Linked DNA regions of Homo sapiens: region 1 is linked to region 2. A link is a loop called in an ENCODE intact Hi-C map of the cell type or tissue named here. Cell type or tissue: heart left ventricle. All regions are shown on one strand. Each heading gives the region's core, and the rest is flanking DNA. Links, peaks and the distances in the headings are about the cores only.

The links. A loop is a pair of places that touch in the nucleus more often than their neighbours do. Peaks named below come from ENCODE experiments on the same cell type or tissue, not always from the same donor. Only the 100,000 strongest peaks of a DNase experiment are listed, where the experiment ranks them.
Region 1: it touches region 2 in a loop (7-fold over the local background); 4 of 110 quality-filtered maps call a loop at or near these places.

What each region holds. Positions count from the first base shown.
Region 1 is chr3:124,267,777-124,277,975 of GRCh38, forward strand. It overlaps KALRN (kalirin RhoGEF kinase), which reads left to right. Exons shown (of 60, transcript NM_001388419.1): 5 at 967-1,479. Among named protein-coding and RNA genes, the nearest start is that of MIR6083, 100 kb to the right of the region's middle. RefSeq lists an enhancer at 1,498-2,268. In heart left ventricle, for the core only: no CTCF peak of the experiment used is centred there; a DNase peak (open chromatin) is centred at 7,812; H3K27ac peaks cover 4,714 bases.
Region 2 is chr3:124,162,981-124,173,179 of GRCh38, forward strand. The region is part of intron 1 of KALRN (kalirin RhoGEF kinase); the gene reads left to right. It overlaps LOC105374077 (a long non-coding RNA gene), which reads left to right and starts at 4,028. Exons shown (of 2, transcript XR_924424.4): 1 at 4,028-5,534; 2 at 8,453-8,732. In heart left ventricle, for the core only: no CTCF peak of the experiment used is centred there; no DNase peak of the experiment used is centred there.

The DNA of each region.
Region 1 (10,199 bases), core at 1,059-9,058, 110 kb after region 2:
CTTCAGATCATCAGAGTGAGCACTAACAGGGATTGAGCATGTACTCCATGCTATGCACCCTATGTGCTTTACACACATTGATACATTTAATCTCTGCAAGCCCCATGAGGAAGGAATAATTATCTCCATTACACAGAGGAGGAGACTGAGGCTCTGAGACCTTAATAGCTTGCCCTGGGTCACACAGTTAATAAGCATAGGGCTGGGACCCAAACACAGATATTAATTTGCTAGCCTCTCATTCTTCATGAGAAAGAAGAGAAGCCTAAAGCCCTATAGGAAGGAAAAGATGTTTACTAATAAACTAAGGTGGTTGCCTGCATCATCATTTGCTGGAGACACTTTCCTTCCTGGAGACAAACATTCTCCAGTCCGCTCTCCAGGAGCTTGTAGGGGCCTCACAGAGAAAACCAAGGGCGCAGACTCCCCTGTTGCCCATCCCTAGTTCTGTTCACCATACCACAGAAGAGCTAAAAGGGAGAGCCTTGGAAAAGATAAGACTGTGAAATCTTTGCAGCCCAAGCACTGGCCCATGTTGCTTAATCCAACTATGATGATACCCTGGGTCCACGGGCCTTGGTTTTAAAGCTGTGGAAAACTGTCCCCCAGAAACTAGGTCAGTTTTTCTTCCAGCTTCTGCTTCTAGCCTCTGAAGCCCTTTTGAAGTGAACTGGGGTCAGGAGGAGGGAAAATGAGGAGAGGAGGGACACAAAAGCAGTTCTTCTGGGGTGGTAAATGGCTGGCAGTTGTAGAGGCTTGCTAAAGCAGTCAGCAGTCTGTAGAAACTGCTGATCCTGACTGATCTGTGACTCCTGACCAGTGAGTCCCATGGCCTCCACTCACCATTTCCGAGGCAGGCTGTGGTCATTATTATGTGGATTTATCTTGTCCTTTCCCTCATCCTATTTCTGCCCTGTTCTTCCCCTGACATCACTGAGTATCCTTGTCTGTGTCTGCCCCTTCCAGACGAGCATGGTATCTGTGGAGGGCCTCACAAAGCTGGTGGACCCCTCCCAGCTGACGGAGGAGTTTGATGGCTCCCTGGACTACAACCATGAGGAGTGGATCGAACTGCGGCTCTCCCTGGAGGAGTTCTTCAACAGCGCCGTGCACCTGCTCTCGCGCCTCGAGGACCTCCAGGAGATGCTAGCCCGGAAGGAGTTTCCTGTGGATGTGGAGGGCTCTCGGCGGCTCATTGACGAACACACACAGCTCAAGAAAAAGGTGCTGAAGGCCCCTGTGGAGGAGCTGGACCGGGAGGGGCAGCGGCTGCTGCAGTGCATCCGCTGCAGCGACGGCTTCTCAGGACGCAACTGCATCCCGGGCAGTGCTGACTTCCAGAGCCTGGTGCCCAAGATCACCAGTCTCCTGGACAAGCTGCACTCCACCCGGCAGCACCTGCACCAGATGTGGCATGTGCGCAAGCTCAAGCTGGACCAGTGCTTTCAGCTGCGGCTCTTCGAGCAGGATGCTGAGAAGGTAGGAAGGGAACAGGCCAAACCTGAGCCGGGATGGGGGTGAGGGAGCAGAGGTTGCTCATCCAACTTTCTGATTAATGATAGTACTTTCCTGGAAAGCTTTAAAACAGTGTGCCTACTAGTTTTAGCTAATGTAATTTTTTTAAGCTCACCCTTATATAGTGTGTATTATGTGCCCAGTATTGTTCTAAGCACTGTGTGTAAATTTACTCATTTTAATCCTTTCAAGAGTCCTGAGAGGTAGATGTACTATTATAATCACATTTTACAGATGAAGAAACTGAAAGGTTAAAGAATTCACCAAGCTGGGAAGTGCAGTCTGGCTCCAGGGTCCCTGCTTTTACCTACTGTTAGAAGCTGCCCCGAGTGCCTGCAATGAGTGGCTCAAGCCAGCTAAGGAACAAAAACAGTACTGTTAACAGCCACTATAATATTAATTAGTGATTATGGCCCTGCAATGTATTTTACCATTGACAAACCACTTTCACACAGTCTTATTTAATCTGCATAATCCTTTGATCCTTATGGGTTGAGTGGTGGCATCTCTCTTGACATGCAGGGAAACGGATGTTCTTTGATCTTGGGTCTACAGTGACAGAGCTGACATCTGAATCCAGCATTTTTCTGTTTCTAAGTCCAGGGCTCTTCCTGCCATACCCACTTGTTTCCAAAGGTTTCTCTTCAGCTGCTAAGCACTTTCTTGAGTAAGACACCATTTTTTCCAGCAGTGAATTTTCAAAGCTTTCCCCTTATCAGGGAAAAGTAAGATAAGAGAATGTAAAAAAGGAAAATTGCATATAGTGCCTCTTTGCTGAGGATACAAAGGTATCTTTCCTAGATTCTCTTTAAGCTAAAGAGAAGAAAGAAGAGTTTACTATTATATGTGCTTTAAGAAGAATAAAATAGGCTCTCTTCCTATGAGTTTTCTGGATATAACTTATATTTAAATGGCCAATACTGTTCTTAGGGATGCCATGACATCTCTCAGTAACCTGTGAATTTTACAATGTCTGATATCATGGTTTTCTGTCTTTTAAGAGCTCATATTGAAAAATGTCTCTAGGTATTTTTAAATGATGAAATCGAGATCTTCAGCTCTCTGTATAAGTGTGATCCCAATTTATGTATTAAATATAACTGCAAGAAAATTTATCAGAATATTAATAGTTTTGCTTCCTTGGGGCAGGCTTATGGTTGATTTTAATTTCTCTGTATAATTTTATAATGTTTTCTAATTTTTTATAACATATAGTAAAAAAATTAGTATATGCAGTTTTTTTAATGCATATCACTTTTTATAGCATATCACTTTTTATATACCTTTTGAATATGATTTAAGCAAGGTTTGGGAACTTCTGACCTTTCTTGGGGCTCTTTGCCCAGTGGCCTGGAAGCCTGGGTCTGACCCTGGCCTGACCTGCCCTGAGAAGGGCAGCTTAGACCTCAGAATTCCTGCATTGCTCACCGAGTGATTAGATGCCAAGGCAGGAGCCAGCTGTTCTGTGAAGCCAGAATCAGGTACTTTGGCTCTGTTGCCAGTTTTGTTTTCTTTGTTTATTTTTTTGTTTTGTTTTTTTTTTTTTTTTTTTTTTTGAGACGGAGTCTCGCTCTGTCGCCCATGCTGAAGTGCAGTGGCACCATCTCAGCTCACTGCAAGCTCCACCTCCCGGGTTCACGCCATTCTCCTGCCTCAGCCTCCTGAGTAGCTGGGATTACAGGTGCCTGCCACCATGCCTGGCTAATTTTTTGTATTTTTTTAGTAGAGACGGGGTTTCACCGTGTTAGCCAGGATGGTCTCGATCTCCTGACCTCGTGATCCACTCACCTTGGCCTCCCAAAGTGCTGAGATTACAGGCGTGAGCCACCGTGCCCGGCCCTGTTGCCAGTTTTGGAAAGATCTGGAACATCTCTTTTTTCTTGAGGCCTGTTTTGCTCTGGGGCAGGGAATCTGCTTTGCAGCCTGGCCTGGGTGCCTGTTTCAGTGAGCAAGGGACAGAAAGGGAGGTGGGAGACTTAGGTCTGCCTAGGTATGTTTTAGAGTTTGGGGCACTTCATGGTATCCCTCAGGCTCAAGGACATGGGAAGCCTGCATAGGGCACAGATAGTGCCTGTCTGAAAAACCAAGTAAACGGCATACCATAGCTCCAGAAGTTCCCAGGTCAAGGAGGCTGCCTTTCTAGGGCCTGCCAAGTTCCATTCAACAGGGCAGTAATTGCTGTTACACCTATATGCTCTCAATCCATGTTCATAAGAATTGTATAGTACATTGATAATTACTACTTTACAGTTGAAGAAATGGAAACTCAGAGAGGTGAAGTGGCTGGCCCAAGGTCATACTGTTGGTTAGCCAGGGCCAGTGTTTTAATCTGTCTCCAAAGCCCATCCAAGCTCTTATCCAATAACCCTGCTGTCCCTCTGCTCCCAGAGCTTGCCTTCTGCTACCACTGAACACCACCTGTTAGCCCCTAGGTCTCCTGGCGCATGCCTTGATGGCCCTAGAGAAAAATCCCAAATCCTACATTTTAATGCTCATTCCACAGCAGGGGCTCTTTCTGTGCCATGGACTCTTTTGGTCTGGTGAAGCATATGGACCCCTTCTCAGAATAACATTTGTAAATGTACAAAAAATATACATAGGCTTGGAAAACAATTACTTAAACACGGTTATTTGCAGGAACAGAAAACCAAATACCACAGGTTCCGACTTATAAGTGGGAGGTAATCATTGGATACTCATGGACTTAAGGATGGCAACATAGCAACTGGGGACTACTGGAGGCAGTAAAGAGAGAGGGGGCTAAGGGTTGAAAAACTAACTATTGGGTACTATACCCATACCTGGGTAATAGGATTATACCCAAGTAATAAACCTGCATATGTATCCCTTGAATCTAAATTAAACGTTAAAAATAAAATAAGGAAATAGTTATTACGTTTTAAAAATAGCAGCACTATATGTATTTTTAATTAACATACTAATAAGATCTACTTGAAGTCTAATAACTACCATAATCCTGAAGTAGTGATGAATGTAAATAAATGATGTTTCAGGACAACAGCCCTGATGTGATATGAAAATGTGTGTGTTTCTATTGGAGTCAGAGACACACACTAATGCAGTTTGTTGACTGTGTTCATAATGGAAGAGAATGCTATATTTCAGTTAGAGGTTAGTGAAAATAAAGACGTGATTTTTTTCCCTATCCAAATATATGATCCCTGAATTCTATCCATGAACCCAAGGTTTAGAATGTCTGTTGTGTGATGTGCTCATACCTTAAAAAGGAGTGTGGGGGAGTGGGCGAATGTGCACGTGTGTATGTTCATGCATGTGCATGTGAGTAGAGGGGTGGGGAGAGAGGGAGAGAATATTCAAAACAAGGGAGCAAAAAGAAGGGTGGGACGAGGGCAGCCCAGGAATATTTTGAGGTTGAGTCAGTGGTGAAAATGCCACTCAAGCTTGACCCAGCTGCCACTGAAAATGTGCTGAGTGCTGGACAGGGTAGAAAAACAGTCCTTTTAAGTTGCTTTAAGATTAATTTAAAATATCTGCGCGGAGCTAAGTGCCTCAGCCTTTGACTTATTTGGTGGCTTTGGAAGGGGGTGAAGAGGGTGATGGTTTGGAATAAGGGCTGTGAGTGTGGATCCACATCTAAACAAGGGCTTGAGGAAGTAGTTACTGCCTGAGCCAAGTCTTAGTCTCCCTTCTGGTGGGAGGCTGGTTGGCGGAGGCCTCTAATTCCAGATCTGGGAAGCTCTTGGCAATCAGAGGAGTCTGGTGATAGTTCAGCCTCTATTTTTGTAAAAGAGGTGGGCGCAGTCTCGCCCCTGGCCTTGCAGGGTGACAGCTTGTTCCCAAGGGCTTGAAAATGGGTTGGTGTTCCCCATTTACCAGCTGGCCTTGGGGAGTGAAGCTGCCTCTCACTTATTCCCCTGACACCTGTGGTGAGCCCCCACATTCCCCATCTTGGAGGTGCTGGGGAGTGGGCCGTGCTCTCTCCCAATTAAGTATCTAGGGAGTAGGGCCTCTGTTCCACAGATAATTCATAAAGCAAGTCACTCATTCATTTAATAATCAATGTTGAACAGCTGTCGTGAGCCACCAAAAGGGTGGGTAGGCCAGAAGTTCTGTCTGGAGCAGCTCACCATCTAATTAAGCAAGTGAGCACATAAGCTCCTGTGTATTCACTTTTTTTTATTTTTAAAAGCAGGTTTATTGAGGTATAATTGATAAACAATAAGTGGCACATATTTAACATATATGATCTGATAAGTTTGGACATACGTATACACCTATAAAACCATCAAGGTAATAGACATAGCCATACCTCCAAAAGTTTTTTTGTTTCCCTTTGCATAAACTCTTACTTATTAAATGCTTTCTGTGCATGCTGTACTGTCCTAGGCACAGCCTCTGTGCTTGGAGAATGTTCAGAGAAGAGGGAACACTGCTGCTCAGGAATGACAGGAAAGTCTTAATGAGCAATCTGTGGAAACACAGAGTAATTCAGAGATGATTCAAACAATGCATGATGTTAGATGAACCACTGCAGTCTCAGCCGGGCGCCCTCTGGTCTATAACTAATGGGCCTGTCCTCCACTGTATTCGCAGAACACAAGCCAGGTCACCACTCATTGGCCTGGTGCAGATTAAGGCTCTCTGTGCAGCCATGTTTCACATCTGGCCACCCCTCCAGTTGTGGTAGACCCTGTGTGATGAAGGTGTCTGCCCTGCAAACACAACCTATTACTGAAGAGAAGGGATGGGCCTCTTCCCCACTGGGGGCCATATGTGGTCTTAAAGGTCATTAAGTAGACTCATTGTAGATGTGCCTTTGGAAAATGGAAGGGTGAGTGCTACTCAGTGGAAGATCCTCCCCCGACACACCCCTTCCTGGGTGCCTAGGGCACATCTTCTAATGCTAGAACTAGAAGCAGCCGTGAAGTCCACACGTCTACCTCCCACACACCGTAGAAATCCCAGCCTTGCCATCTGATGACAGTCATTATGACCTCGTGATGTCAATGTGCTGATGCCAATGATAAGTATCAGAAAATATCGAAACTCCCATCTGCCTTCTGATGTGGGGAAGGCCCTCAGTCTTCCAGTCTTTTCAGGGAAGGAGCAGAGCTTCGAAGAGTTCCGGTGCATAACTAGACTTAACTGATTGAGAAATCTTTATCTACTTCATTTCTGAATAAAGGAAGCTCTACTGATGTCTACCCAGGAGGCCCATTTTTTAGCCTTGCCCAAAGCTATTCTGGAAAGGAGAAGATATTCGCACTTTGGGAGAATCCCCAAAAGAGTGAACAAAGCTGGCTAATGGGGCTTCCAGTATTGAAATCATGCCTATTATTGGTTTATGCAGCACATTGTATTTGTTTAATGTGTAAATGCATGGTTGGGAAACACCCAAGACAATATCCTTATCACCCTGCTTGAGAGGATATTTTGGTGCCTACCTCCCCCATGACCAAGACATCTAGCCCAAATGAGAATCTCTCATTTTTTTTTTAGGTGTTCAGCAGAGACTGTGGCCTCCGTGGCTGCCTAGCCCTGCCTTTACCACTACAGGAAAGCTCACCTTGGAAAACCTAATTTTTAAATGCCTTCCTGCATATTCATTTTTGCACGGTGAAATTCTATTCACATCCATGGGTGCCATGCTGAAATGGAGCTGTGGTGGGTGGGGTTAGGATTTGTCCTGGGGTGACACGTATCAATTGTGAGACATTAGGCACATCTTTAACTTATCACCCCCAATTGTGTTACCGACAAAACAAAGATAAAGAATTTATATTACTTCTACTTCAGCATCTTTTGACTTTTCTTCTGCTTCCACACTGCACTGTTCTCATGCACAATACTCTCTCTTCATGAAAACATCTTTCAACAGGAGAAGTGGGGTGGCCACGGTCATGGTGGTGGTAGCTTTGGAGGTGGTGATGACAGAGAATAAACTTCTGAGGAGATGTACCAGAATCTGCAGAGTGGTTTAATAAAGCCCCACCCCAACCCCAATCCATTTCTCTTCCTTCCTCTTCCTTTGAGACTTGCTCCACTAAATAAATATCTAAGCCCTTTTACAACTTAACAATTGTATAATACTTTTTGCTTTTGTGCTTTTTCATTCTCCCCTACATATTTATAGTGGGTTCTTCTCTTTTCAGGATTGTTGCCTTGGGTAATTATGAAAAATAAGAAACCTCTCAGCAAATAAAACCCTACTCCCTTGAGGTTTTGTTTGTTTGTTTGCTTAAAAAAAAGACAAACTTCTTCGCAGGGTTGTTATGAGAATTGAGTGGGGTTATGTATGTAGCAGTGCCTGGCATGGTGCCTGGCCCAGCATAGCTATTCCAGGAACATTGGCTTCCCTTCCTTCTCCCTGCACTATTTCAGTTATGATTTACTCTTCAGTCATGGGTGCCTGCTGAGACCATGAAGAGTGTCACTGATGCTCTCTTCCAAATGAACCTGCTCTAAATCATTTTCAATTATCCTTAATGGAACAAAATTCAGAATTGATTTTTGAGAGAAGTTGGAAATTATGGTGTAGATTCTTGGGGGTCCTGCAGGTCACCAGGCTATGCAGTGCCCCTGGGCAGGGCACAAAAGAGGAGCACATAGGTCACACTGGGGTCACACCTGAGGAGTCAGGGTGGGGACATCCTCCACAGGGAAAGTTCTCTGGAAAAACAAGGTCTGTCCTTGAAGCAGCCCCAGAGAAAAGTGATTCTTCCTGGTGTCCCATGAGAGGTGAGCACCTGTCCCCATGCACCCTCTACATCTGAGACACTTGTCACCTTCTGCTTTGCAGTATAGCTAAGAGCATATTTGTCTTATTCCCTTGCAAACTTGGGGCCAGAAATACTTCCTATGGCAATGTTTATGCATTTTAATATTCTTGGAAGTCTGTGCAAACAAAATAATGCTGCTTTTATGTTAATCACCATGAGAAAATCTACACTGGGCACCACTGGGCATCGTGGTAGGCAGCAGACCACTGTGCTAAGGGTGATGTGCTTATTGCGTTTTGAGGTTGGTATGTCCTGTTGGCCACATTAGCATTGCAGGACATCCCCAGGATGCCCCGTCACTGGGCAAAGTATCCACTGCTATTTCCTGTCCTCTCCCTCCAAGGTATAAACAGTTCTGGTCACTCCCTAGAGCCCAAAACAGGACCCAAAGTCTTATCCTGCCTGGGGTGACCAGAACCAGTGGGGCTGTTGTAGAGAAATCCTGCTGCTTCTACTTCCCTGGTGGACCCTGGCCCACTGTCTCTTCTCTTCCCCACACCTCCAACACCCCCATTCCCCATGAGGCAGCAGTAACATGATTCCACTGTCATTTGTCAAAGTGAAGTGCCTTTGCAGTAATTACAATATGTAATTCTTTTCGGAATGTTCAAAGTATTTTCACACCCATGACCTTAGAGATTTTCTGGCCCAGCCCTTCCTTTTACATAGTAATCTTTGACCCAGAGCAGAGACCCACCCAAAATCATCCAGTCCATGGTTCATCATCCAAGTCTCCCATGTACTGTGTGTGGTAGGCCAGGTGGGCACGTATAGGGGCATCATTTCACAGATGGGAAAGCTGAGACTTGGTGTGCTTGAGTGGTTTGCTTGGGATAGAGTCCTCTGCTTTGAAGCTGGTGCTCCTCCCTCTTCTCCCAACACACGCACGCACACATGTGCGCATGCACACACACATGTGTGCACACGTGCACACACACACTCTCTACACCCTCTCTTTGGAGGCTCCTTGCCGTGCAGGACAGATGGTGGCATGTGCCAGGAACCTAGGCGGTGGCTAAAGGGGCTGGGGGCTAGGAGGATAAGGGTCACTTGACATGTGTCCTCACCAGTGCTGTGGTGAAGGGACAAGCACTGGACAGGCCTCCAGAGGGGCGTGTCATGTCTCTGTGTGGTTCAATTGCCTGAGCCCTTCATGTTGGGAGGGAGGCTTCAAAGAGCTGTGACCTTCGGGTTGGCCAGAAGGGCAAGGCCTTTACGGGGTGGTTGTAATTTCCTGCTTTTTTTGGAGAAAGGCTCCGGTGCCCTCTTGTTCCTGCTCTCCCCTCTCCTACTGAGACCTTAACCACCAAACCCCTCCACCTCCTGTTGACGGAGCTCAGGGCAAGGAAGTGTGTCTGTATCCCGCCCCCTGACACAGAACACAGTGTCCTGTATTATTTCCAGCCTGCTGGTCCTGGGAATTTCGACTTACTTTTTCTCATTTCCTCCCCTTGAACATTAGAAACATTAGATTCCAAAAATAATCTAAGTCACCGTGTTCTACAGGCTGCATGTGTGTGTTTTCTCCCAAAGCTGTTTTTCTCCCTCTTAAATCCTTTCTCCCTCTCCTTTCTTCCCTCTCCTGCATTTTCAGCCCCATTTGTATCCTGAGATTAGCACGCCTGCAGGAGGAGTGTGGGTGTGGAGAACAGAATGGAGGAAGGATGGGGAAGAATGCTCAGGCATGAGGCTTGGCTCCCTTCCACGGTTCTCTCAAGAGAGTGGAAGGTGCCAAGACCTGAACTGCTGTGTGTAAAAAGTCTGCCTATGCAGCCCCTGCTTATGAATGGACCCCATAGAACTGTGGACCCCTTAGTGACTCTTTGGAACTGAGAACTAAGACACTGTGTTAACAGTACTTTCCAGAATCTGGGCTGTCACACTGACTCTGTCTGCAGCAGTTGAGGTGAGCTGTGAAAAGAA
Region 2 (10,199 bases), core at 828-8,827:
AAACTGCAGCATCCTCACCAGGACCACACAGGGAACAAAGGCAAGACACCTGAAATCCCTTTAGCCATATTCACAACACTTACTTCATAGATAAGATGATGTTTGAAATATGAGAAGGATTTTTTTTTTAAAAGAGCACTCTATTCTCTTGGTATCCTAGTATGAGTGCCTGAAAGTGCACATTGGCTAGAAGGTTTCATGTGAGCATCAGCCCCAGGGTCCAGAAGACACTCTTGGCAAGCCTGGAGAGTGAGTATGTTGAACAGGCAATGGAAGCATCCATGAAAGGCAGGCAACTGCGCACGACTTTCCAACAGATGGCTGGTCAGTTGCACAGAGGGAAGGAGCCATGGATTCCATGATAATGACACTTGTGCCAGCTTTTGTGTTTCCAGAAGTTTTGAAGATATAAGGGAACCACCACATGTAGAGTATGTGAAGTCTTACAGAGACGAGGTCCTAAGGTATTTATTTTGACAAATCACGTTGCAAGTAATGTGAAAGCAGTTTGAAGAAAAAATGTCCCCATCTAATGCTGCATTATGGCATGCATTTCTTTAGCCTAAATCTGTCAGTGACATGAAAATACATGTTTTGCTGGACACATAATAGGTTGAACACATAATAGGTTCTAACATGGATCTGCATAAAGAAGAAAGAAGAAAGGCTATAAAGGTAGAAGAATAAATGTATAAATATTACAACAGGACACTGAGCTGAGTGGCTCTTTACCATAGACCTTGCTCATAGTTCTCACTACAGGCTTGCTCTGAGCCAACTTCCAAGTTCTCTCCTTCTCCTTCCAAACTTCCCTGTATGTCATCTTGCTCCTGGGCCACCTGACTGATGTTTAATGCCTGGATATTTGCTTTCACCTCTGCATGACCAAGCCTTGGCCAAGTCACTGTTGACTCAGTTGCAACATCTGTCCCCTGCTGAGGGCTGTTGTAGCTTTCATAGCTCACAGTCCAGCTTGAATCTAACCTTTTCTGTGGTCATTCAGAGTAGCAAGAAGCATTGTGTTTTGGATTTACTGCAGAACTCACACACTTAACTGTACACAGTCAGTTTTTATAGCTATCACTGCATCCAGATTGGACAGTGACCTTGGCTGAGACATCCTTTACCTCTGTTTCAGATTAATTTAGGCGGCATATAAAATCTCTGTGCACTGCCAGGGGAAAGTAAAGACTTCATGAAGAAATGGAGAAGAGCCGAATAGTTGACCATTGTTGCTGTATAAATCTTGGATCCAGGGCTAAAAGGTGGCAGTATAAATGCAGATGGTGCTGCTGCCATATTTTCCTGGCACACCTTTAAGCAGCACATTTCAAGCCTTCAGGGTTGGAATGGCATTTCCAAATATAGACTCAAAAAATCCTCAGATGTTTGATTCTAGAATAGAGCTGGGAATTCTGTCCTGCAAATGCCTTCTGCAGCATGGGAGCAAACCCACTCTTCTGTGTCTGTTGCTTCAAACTCTCTATTTTCTGGAAACTGGAGAAAGATGTGGGTCTACATTTTGAAATATATGCCTTGAACAAGAATTATGCACCTATAGAAAACTTGTCATACATTGAATAAACTCTCAGTTTACAGAAATCTATGGAAATATCAAAATAAAACATCAGAAGGAGCAGTAACTATAGAGGTTATTAACTAAGGGGATAACCTGAAAAATAAAGTTATATTTGCTAAAAACTGTATTTGATTAGTTTGGACTTCTTTTTTCCTATCCCTTTCCTGTTTTATATTTATATTTTATTTCTTCTAAAATTAAGTGATCTTTCACTATCTAATTAATATTGTAGAAAATGTCCAAGTCTAGACATTAGGACGGCTTTTGTTATTTAAGTCACATGCAAGAAGCAGCATGGTTTTGTGGAGAGAGCTCTACCTTTGGAGTCCAGCTCTACCTTCGGTGCTAACCCCAGGCATCTTTGTCCCGATCATAGTACCCCTCTGGGCCTCTCCTTATATTTGTAAAATGAGGGGGGCTCTCTGCAGTATCCTTCTGGCTATAAAATCTATCAGCTCTCATTGCTGAAGGTTTCTTCTGTTCAGAGTTTCTAGGTTTCTCGTAAACTGAGGAGCCAGAGGTCAGGAGGAATGGAAACTTGTTATTCCTTTTGTAACATTGTTCAGAGTTTTAAATGAAAACACAAGTAATTAATTTGTCATCACTGCTTGAACATATTATACTTTACTGAATTATAAAATATAATCTTTAGAAAAACAAATTTGTTATGAGAAATAAATGTTGCTGCTTGTCTAAAATTTTTTAGGGCCCTTCAAATTATTGCCTACAGTACCACTTATTAGCCCTGGCTGTGCATTAGCATCTCTTAGAAAGCTTTTCAATATGCCAGTGTCTGCCCTCCCACCCTCAGATGTTTTTATCTAATTTGTCTGTTGTGGGGCCTGGGTACCAATATTTTTAAGAGACAAGATTGAGAACAAATTACGTTCAATTACCAAGGCTGATGTATGCATGGTTCCCATGCATGGCTTGTACCTATCCACCTCCATAGCAACCACATGTGGTCCCCTCCAACATGTCGTCATGTTTCACACATGTCATTTCACACTGCTCCTTCTTTGCGTCTTCTGTTGTAGCCTGGAATGCCATGCCCTAAGAGGCTTAGACTTTCTCGAGCCCCTCCCTACAGTATAGATTTCTTTATTAGCATAGCTCCTGTACTTTGTAATGGCCTGCCTTGCACTCATTCTTCCTGTATTGTAAATATTTTATCCACCATTGTATATATTTATATTCATACATTGGATCATGTCTCTTGGGCTTAATGCCCACCCCTTCCAAGTGCTTTCGCACTGTACCTACCTCGGCCTGTAAGGCCTCACATGATCTCTTTCTCATGTGCTCTCCCTGAACCATGGCCTCTTTCTCAAACCTCTCTTCCTACCACTTCCTGCTTGTTCACTTCACTTCAGCCTTACAAGCCTCCTGACCCTCAAACATACCATGCTTGTCCTCATCTCAGGGCCTTTGCACAAGTGGCTCCTCTGCCTGGGGTGTCTTCTTCCCCCGCTCATCCTCCCATCTGCCTGCTCCCCAGCATTCAGGCCCTCCCTCAAATGCCATCTCCTCAAAGTGGCCTTTCTTAACCACCCTAGCTAGAGTAGCCTGTCCCCCACTCTACCATCCCAGCGTCACACCCCATCCCACTACTTCTATGTTCTTTGTGGGACTTGTATTATCTCAAGTAATATTGTTGTTTTGTACACATGATTTTTGTAAGCCTCCCATTACTGGAATGTAAGTTTTATGAAGATAGCGACTTTGTTTAGTGGGGGCTTAACAAATATTGAACAGATGAAGGTTGTCTCCCCTATGAGATAGTGCAGTGCCTAGTGTAGTGACTGGAAAGATGGTGTTCATTAAGTGCTTCATGAGTGATGTTTCATAGATGTTTCTCCTTCAGAAGCAGGACCACCAGATAGCTCAAATAATACTCATAAAAATTATTTTTTTCACATTTTCTTAATTTCCAGCTTTAAAAAGCAGAGAAAGTAAATATGTTTTTTCTTTTTATAAGAAAATTATATTATGTCTCTCCCTAACTTAAAAATCTTTATTTCCAGGACCCACACCTATGGGGACTCCCTCTCTCCAGGAGTCCGTTCAGCATATAACAAAGGGAAAGGGATTCCTCTGGAAATCAGTTTTGCCTAGAAGCCCCAAATTTAAACTGACACCGCTGCTCTGAGCCAATGTGAGAGGAAACAGATGTTTTTTTGAACATCTAAATTTGGAGGGCCCGGCGTGGTGGCTCATACCTGTAATCCCAGCACTTTGGGAGGCTGAGGCAGGTGGGTCACTGGAGGCCAGGAGTTTGAGACCAGCCTAGCCAACATGGTAAAACCCCGTCTCTACTTAAAAGAAAAAATACAAAATTAGCCAGTCCTGGTGGTATGTGCCTGTAATCCCAGCTACTTGTGAGACTGAGACAGGAGAATCATTTGAATCTGGGAGGCAGAGGTTGCAGTGAGCCACGATCACACCACTGCACTCCAGCCTGGGCAACAGAGCAAGACTCCATCTCAAAATAATAATAATAATGATATTATAATAATAAATTTGGGGACTTTCCAAATAGGTGACTGGACAGGTAAAGATGGAGTGGGGGTGGACCAAGAGTAAACCCTGTGTCCTTGCAGGGCTCTGCCTGAGCGACTGGGCCCAGGGCTCCCTTAGATCCCTGCACTTTACTGCTGACCTGTGGCTCCTATGAAATTGGCTCCTGTTAAGCAGGAGACTCTGGTTGCTAGTCATGGTGGTGACAGTTCTAATTCCTTCTCCCTAGCTTCGCTCTTACCCTGGGATACCTAGAGGTAGAGAATAATTCAGAAAGTTGTCAGAAACACTGGGAGCAATGTTTACTTGTATGGAAGAGCACTGGACTCCCTAGAGAACACAGGATCTGTAAGGTATGACCCGAGGAGAAAGATACAGCAAACCTGTTTTCCCATCTGTGAAATAAAGGGGTTGAGCTAGATGGTTTTTAGTGGCTTCTCTGTTTCTAATCTGCTCAGTCTGTAAGAGTTTGTAAGCATTTTGTTATTGAAGTGATCAACATTCAAACTGTAGGCAAAAGGTGTTTTTATCACGTAATTCTTTCAGCACAGATAACAGGTATTCTCTGTATAAAATTGCATGACTCTCTTTGTGGACACTATCAAATTGAGGTAGTAAATTACCATTGCAGCAAAGTCTGGTTGGGATGCCATAGAGTGTGTTCTCCCATAGAGTAGCCAATAGTCACATGTAGCTGTTAACATTAAAATTAGTTAAAATAAAATTAAAAATTCAATTTCTCAGTCATATTAGCTACATTTCAAGTGATCAAAATGCACACATCTTCTCTTTCCAGTACAGTTCTCAATTGGACAGAGCAGATATGTGCATTTCCATCATCACAGGAAGTTCTACTGCACAGCACTGGTTTGGAGTGCACCCCTGCCCTCAGATGAGAGTTGTATAGTTAGGGAGCTGCTAAGGACCCACCCATCTCTAAGGCTGAGTGATTCTGTGACTTTGTGTTGGGAAGATCATATTCCTGCTCTTTCTTTGCTGAAAAGGTTTTTGGTTTCCAAAAGTACTGAGGTTGGTGGAGAGGTACAAAACAACTGCAGGGAGTTCCTGTCTGCCTGAGGAGATCATCATTCACCTCAAGAATTACAGTGAGAATAAGAGAAGATGAAATGATACTGAAAAGCCGTTTAAAAAGTTGAAGAGTTATGCGTATAAAGCAAGATGATTGTTAAGTGAATGCATTAGATATAAAGGCCACTTGCTCCTGGACCCTCCTTGACTTCCATCCCTCTAAGCCAATCAAAATGAAGTTGGAAGTGATGGGGTTTGGTTGCCATTGGCAACTGATTGTCTACTTTGTCCAAGCTCTGGCAACCTGGGTTAGATAAACTATGAGAAAGTTCTCATAGAGCAAGCAATATTGGCTTCTGCTGGTTTGAGTCATGTTTACCTTGGCTTTAAGGGAGTCCCCAGAATGCTGGTGAGAGTCATTGGGAGGGCCTGGATCAGTGGCTCAGCCAAGTTAAACTAGGGGAATCTCCCTGGGGAGAGGCTCAGTGATACCACTTTCTTTCCCAAATGAAGCTCATAGAAGAGGTGACTCTACCCTCTCTGCTTATCTCTTGGTCAACTTTCCGTCTGCTTCCTCTCATGTCTTTGCATCATAGTTTTAACTCCTGTTAAATTATGTTAAATATTGTAGAAAAGGCACCAAATGTGGTAACTACAGCCACATGCCTCAGGTTTGGATTAGATCTCAATCGGCCTCTCAAGGAAGAGGACACTGGGAGTGATTTGGAAGGCATCTCCATGTGTCTTCATTGTCAACACTACCTCCAAGCACATGGCACTATTCTGGGAGCTATAGGAACCAGTGACAAAGGCACATGATTAGACAAACACCCAAACACAGGCAAGTATATTTAGAGTATATACTAAGAGAGCACAACTCTAAGTGTTGACTCTTGAGTGGAAAGACATGGGATTTGAGTCACAGGACCTTGATCTAAATCCTGTTTATTGACTGTGTTATCTGGGGCTCTGTGAGCCTCTGTTCACTCATGTAAACTGGAAATAATAATGCCTTACCTTCAGGGATGTTCTAGGAATGAATGATGAACACATAGTGGTGGAAGGCTTTGCACATTGAGGCACATAAATGATTTCCTTTCCCTTTCTGAGGGGTCAGTGCTGTGATTTGGAGGGGAATGGTGGAGTGACTATGGAGAGTCCATGCTTAAAGAATGGAAACCACTGCATTTTACTAAGCTTGTTGGCTCTCTGTGGTTTGATAATAGGGTAGGGATGGGGTGGATTTGGCTTACTGGGTCAGGGAGGATCTCCCTACAGGGTAAGGGCTCACAGGAATGGAACTGCCTATCTCTCTTTAATCCTGAGCCAGTGGTTGATGTTTTGGTAGCTTTGGCTTCTCTTCAGCTGTGGGCTCTAGCTGCATAGGGCTTGATACTTGTGGGTAATTTGCAACTACTGGTGCAGTGGAATCCCGGGGATTGACAGAGGGGCAGTGTGTGTAGTTTAGGGGGAGGGAAGGAGGATCCCCTGTCTCCCTGGCGCCTCATGTCCAGTGAAATGTTGTGCCAATCAATGGCATTGATTGGTCTCTGATGGAGATGTAGTTCTATTAGTTCAATTTCCTGTTTCACTATAGAATGTGACTGTATGTGTTTGTGAGAGAGACACAGGGAAGGAGTTATTATCAACAGTGGGCAATAGGGGAGTAGTCAGGGGAAGAGAGAGGGGACAGTTCTCTCTGGGACTCTCAGTTGTCCTGAACGTGGGAGTAGTGACTTGCTGGAGTAGAACTATGGAAATTAGGGTAACAGGGTATTTTTCCACGAAGGAAACTAGAGAAGGAAGTAAGATCAGTCCGAGTGTAGGATCAGTGTTCTGAATACAAGAGGCAGATGCCCATTGTTGGATATGAGAATCTAAGGTGGAGAAGAGGGCTGGCTTGGTTGAAACTCAACCAAGAGCATTTCAGAGTTCTTTCCTCAGAAAATACCGTGGTAAAGCTTTAGTTAGCTATAGATGTACTTGGGACGTGTGGTAAAAAAAGAAAAACAAATAAGACGGGGACCCAGTCCATCACTCTGATTCCTTACAACCACATCAAGGCTTCAAGATGTGGCTTTACCCCAAGGAACCTTTAGCGCCTTCCTGGCATCTCACAAACTTTTCTCTGAAGGAATCTCTCTTCTCTGAGTGTGATGAAGGGTGTTGAACCATTGGGAAGGAACTTTACAACATCCACTGTGTGCCAGGTATAGTACTGGTCACTTTATGTCATCTTAGTTTTCATAACAACTGCATGATCTATGCATGCAAAATCCCAGTTTTACTTATTAAGAAACTGAGGCTCAGAGATGTGAAGTGTCTTATCCAGCGTCACATGGCTGGTGAATAAGTGGCAGTATTGGGATTAGAACCCCAGACCTGAATTTAGATCATTTAGAGCCCCTAAATGTCAGGTTAAGGAGTTTGGAATTCTTTTAAAAGGCAACAGAGAGTTGTTGGCTGTGACCAACAGGTTGATATATGAGAGAAGACGTTTTCCTCTTGAGTACACACAGAGAAGTTGTAGATCAATAAAAGCAAGCTCTAAACCTCTCTCACATTTATGGGCCCTTGGGCTTGATTCTTCTTTATGCAATCAAGACTTCTTAGTGCTGTCTGGCTCCAGACTTGGGGTTTTTTGAAGCCTGCAGAGTCTCAGGGCACAAACAACATGAGCTGCTTGCCTAAGACATACTTTATAAACTCCTTCCACTTCCACATTCTTTTTTTTTTTTTTTTTTTTTTTTTTTTTTTTTTTTTTTGAGACATGGTCTCGCTTTGTCACCCAGGCTGGAGTGTCGTTCAAAAGATTCTCATGCCTCAGCCTCCCAAGTAGCTGGGATTATAAGTGTGTGCCACCATGCCCAGCTAATTTCTTGTATTTTTTTAGTAGAGACAGGGTTTCATTATGTTAGCCAGGCTGGTCTTGAACTCCTGGCCTCAAGTGATCTGCCTGCCTTGACCTCACAAAGTGTTGGGATTACAGGCATGAGCAACCTCACCTGGCCCATTTCTACATTCTTTATGCTACCCCTGTTCTCAGAAGTGATGGAGTAATGCTATGTAAGGATTTGGGAAATTAGGCTCCAAGGTTTAGTGGATTGAAACAACTATTTGCTTACTGGCTTAGCTACTTGGGTTGGCATCAGCTGGGCAGTTTTTCTGCTGGTCTTACCTGGAGTCACTCATGTAGCTGCAGTCATTTGGCAGCTTGACTGGGGCTGGATGGTCTAAGATGGCTTTACTGACAAGTCTGGCAATTGGTGCTGGTTGTCAGCTGAATAACTCTCTCTGTTCATCTTTTTGTGATATCTTATCCACTAGAAGACCAGACTGAGTTTCTTTACGTGATGGCAGAAGTGTTGAAAGAGAACGAGAGCGGAAGCTGCAACACCTCTTGAAGTTGAGGCCTAGAAGTCACACAGCATCTCTTCTGCTCTACTGGATTGGTCAAAGCAAGTCATGGGCTAGTTCAGACTGAGGGGGTAGCAAAATAGACCCTACCTCTTGGTGGGAAAAAAGGCAGTCACATTGTAAAGGAGTGGGCACATAAGGATAGAAGGACTTGATTTGGCTATCTTATAAACAACCTACCACAGAAGGACTTCTGTTTTTCTGATCCTCCCTTAAGTTTGAACTACATGTTCCCTGAGGAATTCCTGCCTGTGGAGATCAAATTAGAATTTGGATTCTCAGCAGGTGGTTTAATAACTGCAAGCAGTTGCCTTCAGAGTCCCTGAATAAAATCATCCTCCTGGGGTCCTGGGAAAGGCTTTGATGGGTATCTTAAGCTCTCTCTCCGCAGATCTTGAACTACTTCCATAGGTTATTGGATATTTGGTGAGAAAGGCATCTTGGAGGAATGGAAATGCAGGGGTTTGGGAGGTGGACAGACCTGGATTCAGCCAGTTCAGTCTTAGTTCTGACTGGCTACATGGCTTTGGGTAGGTTACTTGACTTCTTTGAATCTTATTTTCCTTATCCATAAAATAAGTGTATTCATTTTGCATGATTGAGTTGAGGAGTCATTCATTCAACAATGGGTGATAATAACTAAAATCAATTCCAAGAGTAGCATGAGCTCAAGGCCTCTCATTCAGACTCCTGAATCAGCCCATCTCACCCCTACCCCATTCCCCTTCGCCTTACCTTGGCTTGCTGGCCAAATAGGCCGTGAGTTCCTAAGGTCTTCCTGTCTTACTCTGTCATGATTGTTGTGAGCAGGGCTTATCCCAGTAGGATAAATGTACAAGGAGGAAGAGGGAGAGAGTTTAAGAAAACCAGCCAGAAAGTCTGCTCCAGATAACAAGAAATTCTGCCAAAGTACTGGATGGAATAGCCAGAAATGATGCACAGAGAATCTAGTCACTGTTTAGGACATGGGTGTAAGATTTGGATACACAAGGCCAGGCCCTGAGCCTTCTAGCTCTGAAGTCTTGGGCAAGGCTTTGAACCTACTAAGCCTAGCTTTTCTTATCTGTACCCTAGCAATCAGAATTTTGTATTGCAAGTTCGTTGAGAATAGGAGAAGAAAATTTGCCAGGGGCGCCCCTGGAACATAGAGAGTTCCTGGGCCTGTGTAGGTGCACAGTAAAGGGTGGCTTTGTGATTATTCTCAACCCTCTCAATGCTGTGCTCCCTGTGTGTTGTGGCTCTGCTGTCCACAGGAAGTAATGGGGTAAGACCATTCCAGGCTTTTAATGACCCATCTCCTGGGACTCAATGGCTGTATTTTTTAAAAGTTGTGCTTTATGTAGATTTTTATAAATTGGGTCCTATTTCCTCATTGACCAATCTGACTATTAATCTCAGTGAAAGAGTTCATTGGAAAACAGATATAATAGGAATGAACAGAGCTGCTGCAATCAGCCTGCATCATCATTCTAGCCAGGAAATTAGGCTTCAGGAGATTAAATAATAACTGGCCTAAGGTCACACAACTAGTTAGTGAAAGAGCCAAGGAACCAGAATGTCTGGTTCAGATTGGTGATTGGGGGGTGGGGATGGTGGGAAGAAAAATTCACAGCAAGTAGACTAGAAGGAAGTAAATTAAAAATATGGTTAATATATG